2 separate regions of the Homo sapiens genome follow, and region 2 is linked to region 1. A link is an interaction called in ENCODE POLR2A ChIA-PET data of the cell type or tissue named here. Cell type or tissue: HepG2. All regions are shown on one strand. Links, peaks and the distances in the headings refer to the core of each region. The heading gives the core; the rest is flanking DNA. Region 1 has its middle 15 kb from the start of NKX1-2. Region 2 overlaps LHPP (phospholysine phosphohistidine inorganic pyrophosphate phosphatase).

Region 1 (7,557 bases), core at 2,316-4,815:
TTGTGATCTGCCTGCCTCGGCCTCCCAAAGTGCTGGGATTACAGGTGTGAGCCACTGTGCATGGCCCTGCCTTCGATTTCTATAGATTGTTTATTTTGGATATTTCATGGGAATGGAATTATAGAATACATGTCTTTTTGTATCTGGCTTCTTTTACTGAACATAATGTTTTCAAGGTTCATGTTGTAGCACCTATCAGGTGTCATTTCTTTTTATGACTGAGTGATACTTCATCATATGGACAGACCACATTTTGTTTATTCGTTCATCGGTTGATGGACATTTGTATTGTTTCCATGTTTTAGCTGTTGAGAATAGTGTTGCTATGAGTATTTCTGTACAGGTTTTTATTTGAATACCTGTCTTCAATTATTTGGGGCATACACCTAGGACTGGAAGTGTTGGATCACATAGTAATTCTATGTTTAGCTTGTTGAGGAACAGCCAAACTGTCTTCCACAGTGGTTGTACCATTTTACCTTTCCACCAGCAATGTGCGAGAGTTGCAATTTTCTCCATATCTTGGTGAATACTTGTGATTTTCTTTTTTCTTTTTTTTATTTTTATTTTTTGAGATGGAGTTTTGCTTTTGTTGCCCAGGCCGGAGTTCAATGGCACGATCTCGGCTCACTGCAACCTCTGCCTCCTGGATTCAAGCGATTCTCTTGCCTCAGCCTCCCGAGTAGCTGGTATTACAGGCATGCTCCATCACGCTCGGCTAATTTTGTATTTTTAGTAGAGATGGGGTTTCATCATGTTGGCTAGGCTGGTCTCTAACTCCTGACCTCGTGATCCGCCTGCCTCGGCCTCCCAAAGTGCCGGGATTACAGGCGTGAGCCACCGCGCTTGGCTTGATTTTCTTTTTTCTTTTCCTGTTTTTAAAATTAAAACCATGGTTCACGCTTGTAATCCCAGCACTTTGGGAGGCCGAGACAGGTGGATGACCTGAGGTCGGGAGTTCAAGACCAGCCTGACCAACATGGAGAAACCCCGCCTCTACTAAAAATACTAAATTAGCTGGGCATGGTGGTGCATGCCTGTAATCCCAGCTACTTGGGAGGCTGAGGCAGGAGAATCGCTTGAATCCAGGAGGCAGAGGTTGCGGTGAGCTGAGATCATGCCATTGCAATCCAGCCTGGGCAACAAGAACAAAACCCCATCTGGAAAAAAAAAAAAATTTAAACCAACACAAAGCCATAGAGAGTGATATAATGAACATTGGAGTCTCAGGATCGGGGAGGGTGAGTGGAGGATGAGGGATTAAAAAAAAAAAAACATTGGGTACAATATACACTACTCGAGTGACAGGTGCACTAAAATCTCAGACTTCACCACTACACAATTCATCCATGAAACCAAAAACCACTTGTACCCCAAAAGCTACTGAAATAAAAAAATAAAGATTTTAAAAAGAAGCCAAGTGCTGTGGCTCATGCCTGTAATCCCAGCACTGTGGAAGGCCGAGGGGGGTGGATCACTTGAGGTCAGGAGTTCGAGACAAGCCTGGCCAATATGGTGAAACTCCATCTCTACTAAAAATACAAAAATTAGCCGGGCATGGTGGCAGGCACTTATAATCTCAGCTACTTGGAGGCTGAGGCAGGAGAATCTTTTGAACATGGGAGGCAGAAGTTGCAGTGAGCTGAGATGGTGCCACTGCACTCCAGCCTGAGTGACAGAGTGAGACTCTGTCTCAAAAAAAAAAAAAAAAAAAAAAAAAGAGGCCGGGTGTGGTGGCTCACACCTGTAATCCCAGCACTGTGGGAGACCAAGGCAGGTGGATTGCTTGAGCTCAGGAGTTTGAGACCAGCCTGCGAAATATGGTGAAACCCTGTCTCTACTAAAAATACAAAAAAATTAGCTGGGCATGGTGGCACACACCTGTAGTCCCAACTACTCGGGAGACTGAGGCAGCAGAATTGCTTGAGCCTGGGAGGTGGAGGTTGCAGTGAGCCAAGATTGCACTGCTGCACTCCAGCCTGGGTGACAGAATGAGATGAAGGAAGGAGGGAGGGAAGGAGGGAAGGGAGATTGCTAGAGGCCAGGAGTTCAGCCTGGGCAACAAAGTGAGACCCTGTCTCTCAAAAATTTTAAAAAGAAAATTAGGCTGGGCAGGGTGACTCACGCCTGTAATACCAGCACTTTGGGAGCCCAGGTGTTCAAGACAAGCCTGGGCAACATGGCGAAATCTCGTCTCTACCAAAAAATATGCAAACATTAGCCGAGTGTGGTGGTATGCGCCTATAGTCCCAGTTATGCAAGAGGCTGAGGTGAGAGAATCACTTGAACCTGGGAGGTTGAGGCTGCAGTTTGAGCCATGATCACGCCACTGCATTCCAGCCTGGGTGACAGAGTGAGACCTTGTCTCAAAAAGTTAAAAAAAGAAAAAAGCCCATCCTAGTAGATAGGAAGTGGTAATTCCTTGCGGTTTTGATTTGCATTTCCCTAATGACTAATAACATCGAGACTCTTTTCAAGTGCTTGATGGCCATTTGTATGTCATCTTTGGAGAGGTGTCCATCAAGTCCTTTGCTCATTTTTTAATTGGGTTGTTTATCTTGTTGAGTTTTAAGAGTTCTTCATTCAAAACATTTATATCCTCCCTCCATTTCTTTTGTATATTAAAATAAATATATGGGCCAGGCACAGTGACTCATGCCTGTAATCCTGGCATTTTGGGAGGCTGAGGCCGGCGGATCACTTGAGGTCAGGAGTTCAAGACCAGCATGGCCAACATGGTGAAACCCTGTCTCTACTGAAAATACAAAAATTAGCTGGATGTAGTGACACCTGTAATCCCAGCTACTCAGGAGGCTGAGGTGAGATAATCACTTGAACCCAGGAGGCGAAGTTTGCAGTGAGTCAAGATTGCGCCATTGCACTCCAGCCTGGGCAACAGAGCAAGACTCCATCTCAAAAAAAAAAAAAAAAGTAAACAGCCACATAACCCCTCTTGGTTTGCTGTGTCAGGCACTGTGCTAGGCCCTGGGGGTGCAATGGTGAGCAAGAAGGCCTGATCCCTGCCCTCCATTCCTGCCATGTATCTAATCCAGTGGCCTTTCAGCTTAAAACAATTGTTCTAAATTGATGCATAATAATTGTAAATCTACATGGTACATGTGATTTAAAAAAAAGGAAATCAAAATAAATATATGATCTAAAGTTTCCATCCTCTCTTCTTTTGCACATTTATTGGGCACCAACTGTGTGCCAGGTGCTACCCTGGGCTCTGGGAGTACAGCAGAAGACCCTGGCTTGGTATTGGCGAGGGGAGCTCAGGTAGATGGAGGTCACAGACAGGTGGTGGTTGGTACAGTGAAGTGCAGAAAATTCCATGGCTTTCTTGTCAGCTGTTTCTGTACAAAGAAACCCTGCCCTTTGCACTGACGTCATTTGGGATTCAGGCTGGAAAGAAAGAACCCTGTGTTACTAATTCCTCCTTTGCCATGCTTGTTCTATACAGATCTGGTGTGTATTTTAGAAAAGTTTTTCCAGGGGCCCAGCTTGGTGGCTCACGCCTGTAAGTCCTGCATTTTAGGAGGCCGAGACTGGGAGTTGGGGGGTGGGGCATCGCTTGAGGCCAGGAGTTTGAGACCAGCCTGGGCAACATGGTGAAACCCCATCTCTATAAAGAATAAAAAATGTAATTTTTTAAAAAGAAAAGTCCTCCCAGACACTTATACCTCCCAGAGTATAAACAGTGGTAAAACATTACTCATAAATAAGTCAATAATATTACCAAGGCAAGTTCAAAGTACCAGAGTTACTTGTTTTTTTTTTTTTTAGTTGAACCATAACTGGTTCTTTTCACTTATAAAGCCATGAGCTTCCATCATGGTTTTCTAAAATAAGCTGAATTATAACCACCTTAACTGTGTTTTGGCAGTCTCTATATCTCTGTCTTCCAAGTGGCAAGATTCCATGTGCTTATGGAGAACAAACCCATGTAAAAGGATCCACAGCTGATTTTGAATTTCTCTTTCTTTCGTTTTTTTTTTTTTTTTTTTTTTTTTTTTTTGAGACAAAGTCTCACTTTGTTGCCCAGGCTAGAGTTCAGTGGCACAATCTCGGGTCACTGCAACCTCTGCCTCCTGGGTTCAAGTGATTCTCCTGCCTCAGCCTCAGAAGTAGCTGGGATTACAGGCATGCACCACCACACCCGTCTAATTTTTGTATTTTTAGTAGAAATGGGGTTTCACCATGTTGACCAGGCTGGTCTTGAACTCCTGACCTCAGGTGATCCACCCACCTCGGCCTCCCAAAGTGCTGGGATTACAGGCATGAGCCACTGCGCCCGGTCTTTTATTTATTTATTGAGACAGGGTCTCGCTCTGTTACCCAGGCTGGAGTGCAGTGGCGCAATCTCAGCTCACTGCAACCTCCACCTCCCAGGTTCAAGCGATTCGCTTGCCTCAGCCTCCCGAGTAGCTGGGACTACAGTGCACACCACCATGTCCAGCTAATTTTTGTATTTTTAGTAGAGATGGGCTTTTGCTATGTTGGCCAGGCTGGTCTCGAACTCCTGACCTCAGGTGATCCACCCACCTTGGCCTTCCAACGTGCTGGGATTACAGGCATGAGCCACTGCACCTGGCCTCGAATTTCTCTTTCAACTCTGAAAGATGAAAATACTTGGCTGGGCGTGGTGGCTCATGCTTGTAATCCCAGCACTTTGGGAGGGCAAGGCGAGTGGATCACGAGGTCAGGAGTTCGAGACCAGCCTGGCCAAGATGGTGAAACCCCCATCTCCACTAAAAATGCAAAAATTAGCTGGGCGCAGTGGTGGGCGCCTGTAATCCCAGCTACTTAGGAGCCTGAGGCAGGAGAATCACTTGAACCCGGGAGGCGGAGGGGTTGCAGTGAGCCAAGACTGTGCCACTGCACTCTAGCCTGGGCAACATGAGCGAGACTCCATCTCAAAAAAAAAAAAAAAAAGAAAATACTATGTTTGGATAACTCCCTGGCAGGACAGATATGGGATGTTTTGCCTTATCCTTGTCTTTAGAAGCTGAAATATTTAGCAACCACACCTGCACAAGCAAGCTGGCTCTTGATGCGGGTACTTATTTTCAAGGCTGTAAATAGACACATAACCCCTCTTGGCACTGTGCTAGGCCCTGGGGGTGCAATGGTAAGCAAGAAAGCATGGTCCCTGCCCTCCATTCCTGCCATGTATCTAGTCCAGTGGCCTTTCAGCTTAAAATAATTGTTCTAAATTGATGCATAATAATTGTACATATTTACATGGTACATGTGATGTTTTGATACATGCATACGACATGTAATGATCAAATCAGGGTATTTAGGATATCCAGCACCTCAAACATTTATTATTTCTTTGTACTGGAAACATTTCACATCTTTTCTTCTAGCTATTTTGCACTGTACAATAGATCGTTGTCAACTATAGTCACCCTACTGTGCTATCAAATACTAGAACTTATTCCTTCTGTCTAACTATATTTATGTGGGGTCTTTTTGTGTGTTTTTTGTTTTTGTTTTTCTTTAAGACAGGGTCTCCCTCTGTTACCCAGGCTGGAATGCAGTGGCATCATCACAATCACAGCTCGCTGCAGCCTCGACCTCCCAGGCTCAAGCGATCCTCCCGCCTCAGCCTCCTGAGTAGCTGGGACTACAGGCACACACCACTATGCCCAGCTAATTTTTTGTATTTTTTTTTTTAGAGACGGGGTTTCACCATGTTGCCCAGGCTGGTCTTGAACCCCTGGGCTGAAGCCATCCTCTCACCTTGGCCTCCCAAATTGCTGGAATTACAGGAGTGAGCCGCTGTGCTCAGCCACTAACTGAATTTTTGTACCCATTCACCAAACCTCTCTTCACCCCTCCCCACCCTTCCCAGCATCTCGTCACTACCATTTGACTGTCTACCTCCGTGAGATCAGCTTTTTAAACTCCTACGAGTGAAAATAGGTGATATTTGTCTTTCTGTGTCTGGCTTATTTCATTTAACATAATGACCTCCAATTCCAAAACCATGTTGCTACAAAGGACAGAATTTCATTTCTTTTTATGGCTGAAGAGAATCCTATCATGTATACATGTACCACATTTTCCTCATCTGTTCATCCATTGAGGGGTACTTAGGTTGAGTCCATATCAGCTTTTTTTTTTTTTAATTCTTTTCTTTTTTTGAGACAGAGTCTCTCTCTATTGGCAGGCTGGAGTGCAGTGGCACAATCTCGGCTCACTGCAACCTCTACCTCCCGGATTCAAGCAATTCTCTTGCCTCAGCCTCCCGAGTAGCTGGGACTACAGGTGTGTGCCACCACGCCCAGCTAATTTTTGTATTTTCAGTAGAGACGGGGTTTCACCATGTTGTCCAGGATGGTCTTGATCTCTTGACCTTGTGATCCATCCGCCGCGGCCTCCCAAACTGCTGGGATTACAGGGGTGAGCCACCGCGCCTGGCCTTTTTTTTTTTTTGAAATGACGTCTCACTCTGTCACCCAGGCTAGAGTGGCACAGTCTCGGCTCACTGCAACCTCCACCTCCTGGGTTCCAGTGATTCTTCTGCCTCAGTCAGCCGAGTAGCTGGAACTGCAGGTGTGCACCACCATACCTGGCTGATTTTTGTATTTTTAGTAGAGACAGGGTTTCACCGCGTTGGCCAGGCTGGTCTTGGAACTCCTGACCTCAGGTGATCCACCCACCTCGGCATCCCAAAGTGCTGGGATTACAGGTGTGAGCCACCGCACCTGGCCCATATCAGCTTTTTTGATCTCATACCATTCAGAATAAGAAAGTAGTGACCCTGCATCATCCCCAATATATGTATTTATCTAAACTATGTGTATATGTTTACATATGCTACAATGCTAACAGATGATCTACATCGCAAAGTAAAATGTACATTTAAAATGATAAGATTTGCTGGGTGTGGTGGCTCATGCCTGTAATCCCTGCACTTTGGGAGGCCAAGACGGGTGGATCACTTGAGGTCAGGTGTTTGAAACCAGCCTGGCCAACATGGTCAAACCCCTTCTCTACTGAAACTGCAAAAATTAGCCAGGTGTGGCAGTGCACGCCTGTAATCCCAGCTACTTGGGAGGCTGAGGCAGGAGAATCTCTTGAACCCAGGAGGTGGAGGTTGCAGTGAGCAGAGATCACACCACTGCACTCCAGCCTGGGTGACACAGCGAGAATCTATCTCAAAAAACTAATAATTAAAATTTAAAAAGGGACAAGATTATAAAACATAAATAGATTTTCTAAACTTTTCTTTCTGCTCATTCATATTTTATCTTATCCCCGCTCCCCATGTTTTGGAGATTGGATCCCAGCAGACAGACTGATTCCTGATGCTTTGCTTTTCTGCTGGGGGATTCCGGGCCTTTTGCAGGTGAGATGTCACCATGTCCTTTAGCACCTATGACATTTTGTACTGTGCCATTGCCATTTATTTCATCTGGGAGAGGCGCTCTCTCCCTTTCTCACTCCCTCTCTCTCTAACAACTCATCGACGTTTGGCGAATCTTGTATCTCTCACACCCCAACATGTTGATGTTGAAAACGTTGCTGTTAAATGACTGAAATAGG
Region 2 (7,557 bases), core at 2,014-4,513, 170 kb before region 1:
AGGAGGCCATCACTTGTCGGCGTGCTGCAGCAGCAGGTCCACTGCCTCTGCGAGGTTGTCCACGTACCCATCAGCCTTCACTTCCGGATGGTGCTCGTCACTGGGCCTGGAGAGGATGGCCGGAGGTTAGTCAGTGCCCCCACGCTGACCCCTCTGCAGCCACACCCACCCTCCCAGCATCTAACATGGGCCTGGCCTTAGCTTGAGGAAACCTCCAGGTCCTGCCAGGCAGCCTGGCCCGTGGCCACTGGCCATCCCCCTCCTCCCCCTGCCCTACTCAGGCACACATGGCCCCTCCTGACTGTGCCCTCAACCTGGACACCTCCCCAAACCTGTCTCCCACTGGGGAGCCTGCTCAGCCTTGTGGTGGAGTGACAGCCGGCCCAGCTCCCTCTGGGCCTCCAGCACAGACATCTCACCTTGGATGGTGGGGACATGAGTGTACCCTGCTCTGGGCTCCCCAGGGGCTCACCCCACACCCCTGGCCTGGCCTAGTGCCCCGTGGGAGGAGCCTAGTCCATGTGCACTGTGGGGACAGCTGGGGTAGAGACTCGGAGCTCCTGCCTGCCCTAACGCTGGGGGCCCGCATGTCAGTGACAGCATGTGTCTTCTGGTTGGTGCCCTCTGAGGCCACGCCCACCCAACAGAGGAGGCACCGGGCTCCTGGATAAACTGCCCTCTGGCTGGGATTCTGGGGGCAGCAACCTCTCCAAAGCCTTCAGCCATTCCCCAGGCATCTCCTGAGGTCTCACTGGATGCTGAGGACACAGGAATGAAGCCATGAGACAGTGCAGAGGCCTCCGGGCCCTGCCAGGGGACTTTGTGGAAGGGGCTGTGGGCTGAGTCCTGAAGGCAGGCAGGAGCTACGGGTAGACACGTGGGTGGGAGAGGAGAGCCCCAGGAGCAGGAAGGGGTCAGGTGGGTTCGTGGAGACATCCAGAGCCTTTTTTATTTTTTATTTTTTTGAGACCAAGTGTCACTCTGTTGCCCAGGCTGGAGTGCAATGGTGCGATCTTGGCTCACTGCAACCTCTGCCTCCCAGTTTCAAGCGATTCTCCTGCCTCGGCTCTTGAGTAGCTGGGACTACAGGCACCCGCCACCACGCCCGGCTTTTTTTGTATTTTTTAGTGTAGAGATAGGGTTTCGCCATGTTGGCCAGGCCGGTCTCCGACTCCTGACCTCAAGTGATTTGCCCGCCTTAGCCTCCCAAAGTGCTGGGATTACAGGAGTGAGCCACCGTGCCCGGCCCCCATCCCAGTCTTGACAGTCATTTGAGGAAGTGGCACCTCATCCTAGGGGCTGTGGGCAGCCTGGAGGGCTGTGAGCCAGAAGGCCCCTCCCCACAGCCTTGCACCCACAGAGGTGCCGCTGGAGCTTGGCAGGAAGTGGGGAGCGGCCCGTCTGCAAACCTACCACTACCGAGGGACATGTTGCTTGGATCTCCCCACGGCCTGGCCCAAGCTCCCTGAGAAGCAGGGAAACCACAGTCTCCCGGCAGCAGCGCCCCCACTTTGGAAGCTGCCACCCTGGTCTGAGAGGAAGTGCTTGAAGTTGGTTCTCACGTCATCTAAAAGCCGTGTTGGCCCTTTCAAAGGGTTTGGTTTCTGCAAAGGGCTTTCTTGACCCTAAAATGACTGTCATGGGCAGGGGGGCTTTTTCTTTTAAGGGTTCTCAGCCCAGTGGCCTGGAGGCTACCTCCTGGCCCTCAGGGACTGCTGAGGCTGTGGACCTGGACGGGGGCCACAGGGGCAGTCCCTGGGAGGGGAGGGCAGTGTGGGCTCCCCTGTGACTGTGAGGGTATACCTTTTGGCTCTTGTCCAGGTCCCAAGGACAGAACCCCTTGTCCCCTAAGCCCCTCCAGCGCCCCCACTTCCTTGCCCACCTGCTTGTATGGGGCTACGGCCGCTTCCCCTCCTGCACAGTCTCCGAGCACAGCACTCACGAGCCTCACATCCCTCTCCCTTCCATCCTCCAAGGAAGAAGTGGTCACCCCCATCTTGAACAGGTGAGGAAACAGCTCAGAAAGGTTCAGAGACTTGCTATAGGTCACACAGCAGGGAGAGCAGAGCTGGGATCTGACTGAGTTCTACTCCCAGCCCTGTGTTCTTTCGAGAGCTTCCACCACTGCTGGACATTGCTGCCCCTTCCAGCAAAGGGCAGTTGCCAGCACCCGCTCCAAGCAGGGGCACCTACAGATGCCAGTACCAGTGGGGATCGCTTGGCTGGCCGTCCCAAGCACGGCCACTCTGCTGCTCCTGAATGAGCACACACCAAAGTAGGAGCCTGGGGGACCAGGCAAGGGGATGAGTATGCGGCCCCCTCACCCGCACCCGCTCCATCAGCACCCTCACCCGCACCCGCTTCATTAACACCCTCACCCGCTCCACCAGCACCCTCACCCGCACCCTCACCCGCTCCATCAGCACCCTCACCCTCACCCTCGCCCGCTCCATCAGCACCCTCACCCTCACCCTCACCCGCTCCATCAGCACCCTCACCCTCACCCTCACCCGCTCCGTCAACACCCTCACCCTCACCCTCACCCTCACCCGCTCCATCAGCACCCTCACCCGCACCCTCACCCGCTCCATCAGCACCCTCACCCGCACCCTCACCCGCTCCATCAGCACCCTCACCCTCACCCTCGCCCGCTCCATCAGCACCCTCACCTGCACCCGCACCCGCACCCGCTCCACCAGCACCCTCACCCGCACCCTCACCCGCTCCATCAGCACCCTCACCCTCACCCTCGCCCGCTCCATCAGCACCCTCACCTGCACCCGCACCCGCACCCGCTCCACCAGCACCCTCACCCGCACCCTCACCCGCTCCATCAGCACCCTCACCCGCACCCTCACCCGCTCCGTCAACACCCTCACCCTCACCCGCTCCATCAGCACCCTCACCCTCACCCTCACCCTCACCCGCTGCATCAGCACCCTCACCCTCACCCTCACCCGCTCCACCAGCACCCTCACCCGCACCCTCACCCGCTCCACCAGCACCCTCACCCGCACCCTCACCCGCTCCATCAGCACCCTCACCCGCACCCACACCCGCACCCGCTCCATTAGCAACCCCAGCAAGAACAACCCGTGTCAGTGTCAGGGCTTTAGAGGCCTCTTGTCTTGTGTGTGTCATTCTGTGATGCCACACAGGGTGTCTACGATCTAGGAGAGGGGCATTGAAGACATGCGTGATCCTGCGTCAGTGCTGAAATAGGGACTTGGCACCACGCAATCCTGCGTCAGTGCTGGAATATGGACTCGGCATCACCACGAGGCCTTCTATGGTACGGGCCACATTGGAAAACTGCGTGTTGATATCCACTTGCAACCCTGCAGTCCCACTCCTAAGTATGTACACAGCAGAAATGCATCCTCACGTTCACCAAAGGCACGTTCACCAAAGGCACACTGCTCCACACAGCTTTAGTTGCAATAGCAAAAGTCAAACACTGGACAAATGCCCGCCAGGGGGAGGATGGGAAAACAGACCACGGCAGAATTGCACACTGGAATACTCCACAACGGCTCAATCTGGGGTGAGTTCCTGCCGCGGCAATGGGGGTGAGCCCCAGACCTGAAGAGCAACTGAGGCCAGACTCGAGGAATACACACAGCAGGACTGACTTACAGAGAGCTCCAGAGCTGGCAAAGGCAGACTAGTGACAGAGGGTGGGACGGCAGCTTCCTAACGGAAAGGTGAATAGGGGTGCCAGGAATGTTCTAGATCTTGACCTGGGTGGGGCTAACATCCTATTCTTCACTTTTAGAGCACTTTACTAATGTTATACCTCAAAAATTTAATTAAAAAGCCACATATGGGCCGGGCGTGGTAGCTCACGCCTGTCATCCTAGCACTTTGGGAGGCTAAGGCAGGAGGATTGCTTGAGCCCAGGAGGTCAAGACCAGCCTGGGCAACATGGTGAAACCCTATCTCTACAAAAAAGTACAAAAATCAGCCAGGTGTAGTGGCAGGCGCCTGTAGTCCCAGCTACTTGGGAGGCTGAGGTGGGAGGATCACCTGAGCCTGGGAGGTTGAGGCTGTGGTGAGCCGTGATCACACCACTGCATTCCAACCTGGGTGACAGATGAGAGTCTCAAAAAGAAAGAGAAGCCACATATAATGCTCACAGTTGCTATTGTGTAGGCCAGAGGGCCAAATCCTACCTGCGGCCTGTCTTTATATTTTTAAAGGGGTGTAAAAAGAAGAGAGTAATATGCAAGAGAGACCAAATGGAAGCTGGCAGAGCCTGAAGTGGTAACGATTCGGCCCCTACAGGAAAGGCCTGGACCCCTGGGCTGGCCTGTCCACCGTCCCCCAGGGCTCTGGACAGGCCCCTTCTCAAGCTCTTACTCTTGGGAAGCCAGTGCTTCCACTCAAGTGCACCGCTGCTGCAGAGATGCGGCTGCTCTGGGCTGGGCAGGGTTGGCCCTGTCTTCCTGGGGCTGCCAGCCACACCTGGCTCCAGGCTGTGCAGACACACCCTGCCCTGGTACAGAATGAAAGGTGGGCAGGGGTCCAAGGTCCCCTTGAGGCTGCTGATGCTCTCCGGCTTACTCAGATCCCTCTTGGAGGACAGATGACAGGCTTCTCTCAGCAGCTCTACCTCTGAGACTGCTGGCCCTGGCCGAGGACACGGCAAGCTGGGTAGGCAGGTGGGTGGGGTGGGGGTCCCTCTGAGCGAGACAGAGACAAAACCAGAACGGCTGGCTAGCTCAGTAAATCAGCCCCCTGGCAAAACACCTCTCTGCCTCAGTTTCCTCATCTGTGCCATGAGGATAAAGCTGGCTCCGCCCCCTACCAGCCACGTGACCTCAGGCAACTTCCCTAAGCCCCTGTGCCTTGGTGTCCCTGCCTCTAGACCGAGGTCATAATAGCATGCACCATGGGCTCCCATGAGGAGGGCAGGAGCCAATATTCGTGGCAAGGACAGGTTGGTTGGCGCGGGTGTGGGCGCTGTTGTGGCTAAAATGGAAAACTCAGCAATCCTGTCCAGGGAATGCACCGTGGGCTGGGGCTGGGCTGGCCAGGGAGGTAGAGCATGACCGGCCTTGAGCCTTCCCCTGGGCACACAGGCTGGTGGGGGGCAGACAGGCAGACGGACGGACACACTGATGTGTGGGCTACATGGGGCACAGGGAGGACAGGGTGAGTGGGGAGGAAGCCCGGCACAGGCACTGGATCAGGAGGGTCAGAAAGGCTCCAAGCAGGACCCTAGGGGGCATACCAACAGCCTGGAGTCCCAGCAGACCTGGCACTAGGGAGGGTGCCTGCGGGAAGGACCAGTAGGCTCACTCCTACGCCGAGGCTCTGCCCCCTCCTGCCCTCTGCCCCTGCAACGCTTCTATTCCCTGGTCTCACCTCTGCCTGGCCTGTGTGCATGGGCCTGCATCAGCCCTGCCAGGCTGCCCTCAGCTCCCACTAGGGTCTGGGGAGATGAGCTCCAAAGCACTGCTCGCAGCCGCCACGTGTGCACCCAGCCCACGCTTACAAGGAGTCGGGGGCTGAGGCCGCGGCCCGGGTCTGACGTCCTCTCTGGTACCGCAGCCAGTTCCCATCTGATTTCCAACTTTTCTCCCCACAACAGTGAGAGGTTTGGGTTCCTTGTTGCCCGAAGCGGAACAAAAATTCTTCCAGCAAACACCGCCCATGATTCATCATCCGAGCCCCCGGGGGACTGGCCCCCAGGACCCCCTCCTTGGACACCTTCCCCAGGTGCCCTGGGGCCAGGCTTATTGTCCAGGCAAAAGCAACCAGCCCCGAGAGGGAACAAGAGGTCTCCCCATAGAAGATGACGCTTTGTAATGAGAATCCGGCCAGCCCCACTCCGCACGTGTACCTAGCCGAATGGCGTCCGTGGCTAATTATGTTTAATTACATATCATTTAAATTCAAGAATCCACTAAAAGAAAGGATTGCATTAGCACCCGGCCGGTGTTTGCCCACACGCAGCGGAAATCGTGGACTTTTATGTCTTAATTACGTGACGCTGCTGTGGGCTGTGTCTCCCAGGGAGCTGGGGTAGGCAGGAGGGGACCTGTTCCTGGCCTGGTGGCCCCAAAGCCCCTGAAGCAGCTCTGCTTTGTCCAATGGCCTGGGCAGGAGGAGTCCCTGCCCCACACTGGCCAGTGCCCTGTGACCTGTGGACCTCAGAGATGTCACGGTACAAAAGCTGAACCAAGAAACCCAGCAAAGGTGTGTCCTCGGCAGTGGGTACAGAGCGGAGAGGGTGAAGCAGGAGGGGCCGCAGACCATCCTGCCCGGAGTGGCCCTACTGGGACAGAGCTGGAGGAGGAGGAAGAGACAGACAGAGAGACACGGCCACACACGGAGGGAGGGAGGGCAGGGACAGGAAGAACCATGAGACAGGCAGAAACGGAAAAAGAGGATGAAGCAGAGAAAAGAGGGCAGAGAGAGGGCAGGCGAGTAGAGACAGACACATGGAGGGAGGGGACAGGCATGGGACACAGGAACAGGGGCAGGGGCCTGTAACAGGCAGGGAAGGGCTGGGGCTGCCCCCACGGTTCTGTGTCCTGGCCATGTGGGCCTGCGTTAAGCCCCTCCGCCCTTCCCTGGCTACGGGCCTGGCTGACGGCTCCCCGTGGGGGTCACAGCGCTGCTCCTCCCCCTGCCCCAGGCCCAGCCCAGGCCCCCAGACAGCTGAGCACCCTGCTCTGTCCCCAAAAAAGTGCATGGCCCAGGGCCGGTCTCTTCACCTGCCCGAGCCTCAGTTTCCTCATCTGTAAGGTAGCATAGGGCTTGGCTCTGGGGGCCACTCTGAAACGAAACAAAAGAGGCAAGACTGCACACGAAGTTGGCGTTTCCCCTGCACCTGGGGACCCTGCAGCTCACCCTGGCGCTGGCCCTGCCCCCTCCCACCTCCACCATCTGCCCTCCAGGGTTCACAGTCCAGTTCCACACTCACAGTTGTCAGCACTGCTGGGAAAGAAAGAAAAGGGCCTGGAGTCTGAGGGCACTGATGGGAGAGGGAGTGGGGCAGGACTGAGCGGGGCAGGGACGCTTCCGGAAACAGGGACGTTAAGGCTGAGCACTGCTCCCGTCCATCGTCCTTGCTGCTGTCCCCCCGAGAATGGTGTGGAGACACCAGGCCTTTGCTGGGTGGCTTCTTCACTAAGCCAGAGTGCCTGGCCCTCGGGGCCTGGCTGGGAGGTGGGAGCAGTGAGTGATTTCCCCAGGCGCCTGCGGGGCGGCTGCGGGTTCTCCTCTCCTCTCCTGGGGGCAGCCTCCCTCGGGCTGCATTTGGGCGTCTCTGGCTGAGGACCTGCTTCTGATGTGGGGTGGGCCCTCCAGGTACCTCCCCCATCCTTGCGCAGGAGCCTGCAGGGTGGGTCCTGCTGCCCGGGTTTCGGAGGTAGAAGCGGAGGCACACAGCTGGGAGGCATGTGGCTGCAGGACCAGGAGGCTGGCCTTAACCACCGGAACCCACAGGGTGACCCGGGCCCCTTGAAGGCAGGAGGTCTTCTGCTGAAGCCTGTTCCCTTCCCCTTCCCCCTCCCCCTCCACTGGCTCTCCCTCCTGCCTGGCCCCCTC

The links. ChIA-PET counts read pairs that join two places held together with the same protein. Peaks named below come from ENCODE experiments on the same cell type or tissue, not always from the same donor. Only the 100,000 strongest peaks of a DNase experiment are listed, where the experiment ranks them.
Region 2: POLR2A ChIA-PET joins it to region 1 with 5 read pairs; 1 of 35 experiments calls an interaction of 5 or more read pairs at or near these places.

What each region holds. Positions count from the first base shown.
Region 1 is chr10:124,431,182-124,438,738 of GRCh38, reverse strand. No RefSeq gene overlaps it. Among named protein-coding and RNA genes, the nearest start is that of NKX1-2, 15 kb to the left of the region's middle. In HepG2, for the core only: no CTCF peak of the experiment used is centred there; a DNase peak (open chromatin) is centred at 3,398.
Region 2 is chr10:124,605,813-124,613,369 of GRCh38, reverse strand. LHPP (phospholysine phosphohistidine inorganic pyrophosphate phosphatase) reads right to left here. Exons shown (of 7, transcript NM_022126.4): 7 at 1-106. The coding sequence ends at 10. Among named protein-coding and RNA genes, the nearest start is that of FAM53B-AS1, 94 kb to the left of the region's middle. RefSeq lists enhancers at 1-438, 1,398-1,447, 6,529-7,473. In HepG2, for the core only: a CTCF peak has its summit at 3,465 (motif pointing right); a DNase peak (open chromatin) is centred at 3,479.